Regions from separate parts of the Homo sapiens genome. Here region 1 is linked to region 2. Evidence: chromatin contacts called from ENCODE Hi-C or POLR2A ChIA-PET data. All regions are on one chromosome and are shown on one strand. The core of a region is the stretch at or near the end of the contact, and the rest is flanking DNA. Distances in the headings are between cores, read along the strand shown. Region 1 holds the start of RSRP1 (arginine and serine rich protein 1). Region 2 holds the start of ALDH4A1 (aldehyde dehydrogenase 4 family member A1).

Region 1 (4,020 bases), core at 1,307-3,806, 6.3 Mb after region 2:
AGTCTTGAACTCCTGGACTCAAGCCATCTGCCTCATTACAGGCATGAGGCACCATGCACGGCCAAATAAAGCTCATTAATCTCCCATTTTCATGGGTTTGACATTGCCTATCTTCAGATTTGCTACTTTGAATTTAGCACATTATATACATCTCTAGACTTCCCAAAAAGTATAGTCTAAGATATAAGTGGCTAATCAGATTTGACAGTTGGCTTTCTGAAAGTTTTGTTCCGACAAACCTAGAATACTTACTTCAGGCTTTGCACCATTACTTGATACACCTATTCCACGGCTTGTTTCTTTGGCTGAAGGAACAGTTCTGAGACTAGCTGGCAAGTCAATGTTGGTTGTTCCTAGAGCTTTCGCTGCATTGGTTTTTGCTATTTCTAACAGCTCCATTCGATCTAAAAAAAAAAGAGAGAGATTTTAAAATACTCATTAATCTGGTAGTTATTTCCCAAGAGAACTCAGAATTACACAATAAATATGTTATTTTGTGGTATTAAATATATTAAGTCACTTGTTTTATAATAGGTAAACTAAGGTTGCCCTTGAACACTAGTAGCTGCGCTGGTCCACTTTATACTTGTTTTTTCTCCCCCTTACTAAATGCAGATAGAAAGTACCACAGTGTTTGAGAGACTGTAAACCCCAAGTGTGCGCGAGGGTTCCATATGCATCCTGGCACCAATCCCCCGAGTGAACAGAGGGACAACTGTGTAACTTTATTCACTGAAAATTCTATTCTCCAGCTCATTTCTTGCTGAAAAGAATAAAATTCTTAAATTATCTCAACAATTAGTTTTGTTTTCTTGACTAAAGGCCTGAGCGTCCTATTATTTTGTCTTTTTGTTGTACTTAATTTTCTCTAGCTAATAGTGATATTATTTTGCTTTCTCTTCAAAGATGTATTTCTGAAAACCAGGTTTTTCTGCTGTAGATTCTTTATATAATTATCACAACCACTGAACCAATACTGATACACTACTAAAGTGTATTTCTACCACCACCCCCGGCTAATTTTTGTACTTTTACTAGATAGTGAGCTATGTTGGCCAGGCTGGTATGGAACGCCTGGCCTCAAGTGACCCACCCGCCTCCGCCTCCGCCTCCCCAAGTGCTGGGATTACAGAGGTGAGCCGCCGCGCCCGGCCTCCTAGGTCACTTAGGATACTCGACAATCCAATTTTATTCAGTAATAATGTCAACTAAAAGAAGGCGTGTTTTGATATTGTTCTTCCCAATCACGTTAACTTAGAACCTTTAACTTAATCATAACATTTAAAAGGCTCCACCCACTAAGAACAGTCAGCCAATAGGAAAAAAAGTTCCCTACATCCTGAGCCATTTAACATCCAGTTGACCTTTAACCCTAAAGAGAATGCTGTCCACTTAAATACAGGTAATGTCCTCCCTCTTTCCTCCAAAAAGATTTCGGGCACTAAAGGAACTAATATTGAAACTACACAGCAACGTTGGTTCCCTAGCCTACTCATATACTGCCACCATACATTACCACAAATGGAAAGGTAAATGACCCACCCACCTTTTTCACTTAAGCGAAAGGGGGTTCTGCTCCGCGACCTCGTCCTGGATCTGTCCCTCCATCTGCTGTGCTCCTCCGGGTACACTGTGCGACCAAAGCCGTAGTAGCGCTGTCCCCGCGCGATCGCGTACGCCCTTCCGCAGTACGACCTTCCCCGAGAGCGCGACCTGCTACGGGACCGGGACCGGTACCGCGAAGGAGACCGGTAGTATCTCCTGGTGAACCCGTAGCGCCTCTCTCGGTAACGGCGGCTGCGGGATCGCGACCGGCTCCGCGAGTATGACCGCGAGTAGCGCCTGTACTTCCGCTGGTGGCGCCTTCGGGAACGGGACCTGGACTTGCTCCTCCGACTCCTGGACGAAAACCGGCTCGAGACGCGGGAATGGGACCGAGAGCTTCTGGAAAAAGAGCGGCTCCTAGACCGCGACGACAGCCGGCTGGACCCGCCCGACCGCGAGGTCGAGGGCGAATCCTTCTCCTGCGGCGAGCCCGGCCACATGTCGTTCACGTAGTTGGACATCTTCACCTGCGGCTTTAGCCTGCGCTTTCTCCGGAAAGGATCCCGCAAGCCTCAACTCAGGACTTCCTAAAAAACCAAGAGAGAAAAAACAAGTCGAGTCGCGGAAGCCGGCGCCTGGCCACCCGGAAGCCACAGTCGGGGAACCTCCGGGAGGCGGAGCCACGGCGCGGGCGGCGACCGCCGCGACAGGAACCGAGCCCTAGAAACCCCGCTCGGCGCCCTGAGGCCGCGGCCTTGAAGCGAAACGCTGCGTTCCCCAAACGCGGGGCCCGGCACGTTTCCCGTCCCTCACTCCTGAGAGACCACTGCGGTGGTCCTGAGAGACCCCGTCAGCAGAAAACTTACCGCACGCCGTCGACGCCTCCCTCACGACTGAGAGAAAGGCTCAACAGACGCCTTCCTTTCGGAACGTAAGACGAAGTGGGGCTTTTAGTCCCTGCTTTCGAACGGCGAATTCCACAACCTCCACCTCCTACGTCCGGATGCGCACTGAGGGACTACGTTAGCAGACGCGTCAAAAGTACCAGAAGCTGGCCCCCGGCGCATGCGCAGAGATGTTCCGTGGTGGGCGCGGCTCTTCTCTTGCCCAACCACCGCCCTGCCTCCTCCCTCCCCAAGCCGCGCCCTGTGCCTCGAGCGCTTGCCTCCAGGGTGCGCATGCGCGATGGGGCTCCAGGGGGAGGTGTTTGATACATCAGGGTGTCCCGTTGCCCTTGGCTTCCCCCCTGATCTGAGATAATTGCGGGACCGACCCAGTCACCAGAAAACTTCGAAGATGGAACGGCCCCGCGTGGGGCTACACCAGGCTCTGGCCTCACTGCACGGGCGGGGCTGGACGTCAGTGCCGGGCGGGGAGTAGGGCCGGGAGAGGAGCGGCTGCAGGCTGGAGAGGGCTCGCAGCCGGGCTCGGAGCTGGGGCCGTCTGACGGGCTGGTGCCCACAGGGTCGTTGCCGCCACCCACCGGCAAGTCGCAGACCCGGCCTGAGCCTCCCTGGACCCTTCCTGGCCTCTTCCTCCTGTCCTAGGTACCGCGGCGCCAGGAGAAGGCGACCGCGTCCACACCCCGCCATGACAGAGAGGGGACCTCACCCTCCCCCGGAACACCCCAAGACCCCTGGAAATGCAGTATTAACGTAGAAAAGATGTTTTACTTCCATGTTTTGGCTAGGAAGGTAATAAGGTCGAGACAAAATAAAAAGACTCAAAACTGACCTTTAATCTGGGGATAATAATGAAGTCTGCGATATCTCTTCCAAAAACTGTGTTTGGTGTGAGTGTAAACAAAGGTGACTATTTTACTTCTAGGGATCTACAAATGGGATGCATTTCAAACACTTCTTGTAATAAAGCATAACAATTGCCTTGAAAATTGTGGGTTAATTGCCTTTTTTTTTTTTTTTTTTTTTGAGACAGGGTCTCACTCGCCCAGGCTGGAGTGTGGTGGGGCCATCACGGCTCACTGCAGCCCAGGCTCCCGAAGAGCTGGAACTACAGGCATGCACCACCATGCTAATTTTTGCACTTTTTTACCCACGGGATCTAACTGTGTTGCCCAGGCTGGTCTCCAACTCCTGGGCTCAAGCGATTCTTCCGCCTCAGCCTCCTGAAGTTTTGGGATTACAGGCGTGAGCCACTTTGCCCAGCCTATACACTTCTTTACAAGTACATTTTGACAAAAGCCACTTTCTTTAGAGGGAGACACAAACTCACTCATCTCTTGTTCATCTTCACCCCACATCTCCGCAGTTCATCCACATCTCCTGAGGATGCATCATGATGGAAGTAGTTCTTAAACAGTTTCTTCTCTAAATCTCAAGACAGTGAAGATACAATGCCCATCCATCAGAAACCTTTGCCGAAAGTTCTCATAAAGCTGTGTGAGTGGACAGAAAAATAACACGAGGCCAGTCGCGGTGGCTCACGCTTGTAATTCCAGCACTTTGGGAGGCCGAA
Region 2 (3,946 bases), core at 334-2,833:
TGGAGGGTTTTCCTATGCATTTCTCCCCTATTAAGCCGAAAACTCCTCAAAGGCCCCACCCCATGTAAATTCCCTGGGTACCCCTCATCTCTAGGGTGTTTGGCAGAGCACCAGCTCACAGTAGGCACTCAGTAAACACAGGACTCTATAAGCTCCATCTTCCTGAGTCTCAGAGTGCAGGGAAGGCCTGCAAACGGGATCACACAGGGAGTATGGCAAGTGTGGCCCCAGTCTCAGCCTAGAAGAGGAACCCCTCTGTCCCATGTCCTCTTCCTGCGCCCTTTCCTATCCCCTCTTCACCCACAGAGGACACACAGCAGTGTTGCAACTCACTTGTGCTCAGAGCACCACCATGCCATCCCTTGGGGGAAGGGAGAGGGCCACTGATTAACTCAGAAAGGGCACAGCTCATCAGGAAAGACACTGCCACTAACAGCCCCAGGGGTCAAGCAAACAAACCTCAAATGGGAGGGGGGGCTGATCCACAGGTGGGCAGCCCCACCAGACTAGGAACCCCTCTGGGGCAGGGTCTGTGTCCCACCTACCTCTCCAAACCTAGCTCCGAGCTGGAGGGGCTCTGAGAATATTTGTCATTGAGTGGGCAAGGGTCCAGGCACCTGGCTCCACAATGTCAGGTTTGCAAATCGGGATTTGAAGGGCAGGTCCACCCCTGAACTGCTCCTGGGTTTCTTCATTATTTGGAATAATGACCTGCCTCACAGGAGTGAGAAGTTTAAATAGAGGTGATAATGATGATGATCGTGGCAATAATAATAACCGGGCGCTGCCTTTGTGCTGGGCACTGTTCAGTGCACTCCCCATGTATTAACTCATTTAATCCTCATAAGACACCTGCCAATTGCCCGGCCAGCATTTGGTTCATTATAAGCACTCTATAAATATGATTATTCCACCTACAAGAAGAAAGGAATCCTTTTTTCTGTCCAACATTTAACTTGAAAAAAAAAAAAAAAAACGGGCGGCGGGGTGTGTGGGGAGCGGAAAAGAGAGAGGTAGAAATCCTGGTAGAAGGAGAGGACTCGGGGAATCCGGGGCGGGATGGGGACACTGAACGTGAGACGAGGGTGGGGAAGTGAGATGTGTGGTGTGCTAAAAATAGAAGGGCCCCTCAGGGGAAGCCAGCAAATTGCGAAGATCCAGTATTAGGAGTGAGGTGAGTGACTACAGAGGCTACTTTCCGAGCGTGGGAACCGGCAGGGCCACCGAGGCACCCTACTCGGTCGCAGGATTCGGGAAGAGGGGTCCCCTCGCTAAAGGAAGGTGACTACCTGAGGGAGGAGGCTAAGGGATCTCAGTGGGAGAAAGGCCTGGGTGGGGGTCGGAGGGGAGCCCCTGAGGAACCCGGCGTTGACCGAGGCAGCTTGGGGGTCCGGCAGGGAGGGAGTGCGGCGCGGGGGACGCCCAGTGACTCTCAGGCTCCCGGGCCCCAGGCGCGCGCTCGGGCCGCCCCGGGCCCCGTGCTCACTCACCCGGCCCCGGTCCAGGGGCGGGACAGCAGGGCGCGGCGGAGCGCGGGCGCCGGCAGCAGCATCTCGGGTTAGAAGCGGGGCTGTTCGCTGGATCGTCCGCCCGGGCGCGGCGAGAATGCACAACCCCGTCCAGAGCGCACCACCTCGATCCTCGGGGGGAAACGGATCACCCCGGCTGTCCTCCGAGCTCGGGATCAGCCAAAGTCCCACTATATTTAGCTTCGGCTAATAAAAAATATTTCTAGTGCCATAACGGGGGCATTACACAACACAGGACAAGGGAACCCGAAAGCGAAGTCCTGAAATGCATGCGTTTTCCCCTCCTCTCTTTATGGTATGACCCGGGAGAGAGGGCGTGAACTCTGTCGACCAGTCAGAGTGACACACCAAAGCTTCTGAACCAATCAGCGGGGCGGTCCTGCGGCAGCCTTCCAAAGCGGAGCAGAGAGGGGCTGAATAGAGCCAATGAGATAACCGAAATGGGACACGTGCTGAAGCGGGGCAGAAGGACTCGCTGCGTCCGGCCCTCTGGCGTGCGCCCCGGGTTCGATGGGAGTCCGACTGACTTCTCTCGGGCTGCCGGTGGCTTGTACAAGGCTGGAAACCTGTCCGCTACCAGACTCCTCGACCCCGCAGGGCCACAGCGCGGCCAGCCCCCTGCTTCTTCCCGGGGGCTGCGGCCCCTGGAATGAGCCTGCCTTCCAGCTTCTTGGCCAGGACCCAGCCGCTCTCCACCTACCCTCCAGGCGCGGGGCCGGCCAGCTTCTTAGCTTCCTTGCAGATTACGATCAATGCAAGATAAAACCTGAGCTGGCCAACGCTTAGCTTTTCATTTAAAGCCTTTGGCCGCAAAACCAGTTGTTCCTGAGCCTTTTACCCCCAAGTAAAAATTTCAGCTTTCTTTGCAAAATGTTGTGTGCTTGGTAAACACTAGAATGCTATTTAAAACTTGGATTCTGAAGTCTTCTCTGATGACGAGGTCTCAGGGACCCAATCTATTCCTAAAGTAATGTTACGTTTCCTTACTCTCTGTTCTAATTTGTTTATATTTCTTCCAGCAGCATGAACCGCGCACCTGCTTAGGAGTCAGTTCCCATGCTGATTTTGGTTCCTCAAGCAGGGCACTAGGCAGACTACATATCCTTTCCGGGCCTCAGTTTCCTCATCTGTAAAACGGAAGTAATAGTACCCAACTCACAAAGCCCCCGTGATCTTAAGCCACTTATTTTTCTCCAGATTACACCATTTGAGGTACTTTGGGAGAATGTAAACATTTAAATGAAGAGTAGGAGAGGGAGATTACCTAAATGCCAAGTATTAGGAATGGCAAAAAGCAAATTGGAATTGGTGGCGGCTATTTGTCTTCACCTTTGGAGAAAACCCTAGACAGGTGGGCTCAGTTCACATTTGGGCAATGTTGCCCTGAACATGCCCATTGACAAGAAAAACTAGAACATTGGTTACTGTCAAATCCAGAGCCTGGGAAGGTGACCTCCTGTGGGCACGTTGGAGAGCCTGGAAAAATGGGGGCTTTGTGGTTAAAAGGACATCAGTTCCAAACCAGGCCAAGCCAGTTACTGAGCCTGTGATGTCTCATGTCCTCTCTTCCCCTTCAGTAAAATGTGTGTAATGATTCCTGCTTTGTCATCTTCCAAAGCTTTTATTGTGAGCTACAAATGTAACAGGTGATATGAAATCCCCTATTTTATGGCTAATTAACTAATGAGTTTGAGGGTTTCTGTGGCCTTCCGTCCTCCTACCCCTCCCCCAACACCAGATTCATCTTCTGTTTAAAAACAAAAACAAAAAAAAGCACCATCAGTTCTAAGACATTTCACTTTATTTAAAAGAAGCCAATATACAGGATATAAAGGGCATGATATTTACAACAGTACAGTAAACAGGTTGGTTTCCGGTAGGATCAGTAGTCTTTCCATGAGTATAAATCCCCCCCTTCCCTGTGATGCTAGACCCAGCTGGCAGACAACAGCAACGGTGGGGCAGGATCATGGGGTATAAAGTCTCCCTGGGTGGGGCTAAAAATCAGGTAGATGCAAAAACATCCACAAGGGGTCTTGCAGGGAAGGGCTTTGCCTCATTTCTTTGAGGGCTTGGGAGGGAAGGGTCTTGGTGAGGGATTTGCTCAGAACTAACACACAGCCCACCCTGAGCCTGGAAATCATCCATTCATAGAAAATTCCCTTCCAGAGAGAATCTGGCTTTACCTGCACCCACCCAGTCCCCTCCAGACTCCCCACTCCAGGAGAGAGCTCTTCTAGAGCCAGAGCTTGGTGTCTCAAGGGGGAAGACCCCTGTCCTAGGAAACCCCCAGCACCCTGATCCCTCCCCCCAGGGCCCTGGGGGGAACATAGCAAGGACTGCAGCCCAGGCTTGGCCTGGAGTAGACACAGCCGGGGCTGGGCTATGAGCATCTTAAGCCATTTCCACTTCTGCTC

Evidence for each region. A loop is a pair of places that touch in the nucleus more often than their neighbours do. ChIA-PET counts read pairs that join two places held with the same protein, here RNA polymerase II (POLR2A).
Region 1: a loop to region 2 is called in a map of gastrocnemius medialis, with 15 times the contacts of the local background. The contact joins the promoter of RSRP1 here to the promoter of ALDH4A1 in region 2. A Hi-C loop is called at or near these places in 1 of 168 maps with a recorded cell type or tissue (gastrocnemius medialis). POLR2A ChIA-PET finds 5 or more read pairs at or near these places in 1 of 52 experiments (BJ).

The regions. Positions count from the first base shown.
Region 1 is chr1:25,244,898-25,248,917 of GRCh38, forward strand. RSRP1 (arginine and serine rich protein 1) reads right to left here and starts at 2,557. Exons shown (of 5, transcript NM_020317.5): 1 at 2,412-2,557; 2 at 1,547-2,132; 3 at 253-404. The coding sequence starts at 2,066. RefSeq lists enhancers at 1,348-2,072, 2,073-2,797.
Region 2 is chr1:18,900,972-18,904,917 of GRCh38, forward strand. ALDH4A1 (aldehyde dehydrogenase 4 family member A1) reads right to left here and starts at 1,584. Exons shown (of 15, transcript NM_003748.4): 1 at 1,491-1,584. The coding sequence starts at 1,552. It overlaps LOC124903866 (a long non-coding RNA gene), which reads left to right and starts at 1,142. Exons shown (of 2, transcript XR_007065519.1): 1 at 1,142-1,281; 2 at 1,839-2,400. It overlaps IFFO2 (intermediate filament family orphan 2), which reads right to left. Exons shown (of 9, transcript NM_001136265.2): 9 at 3,309-3,946. RefSeq lists a silencer at 1,351-1,570 and enhancers at 1,651-1,880, 1,820-2,637.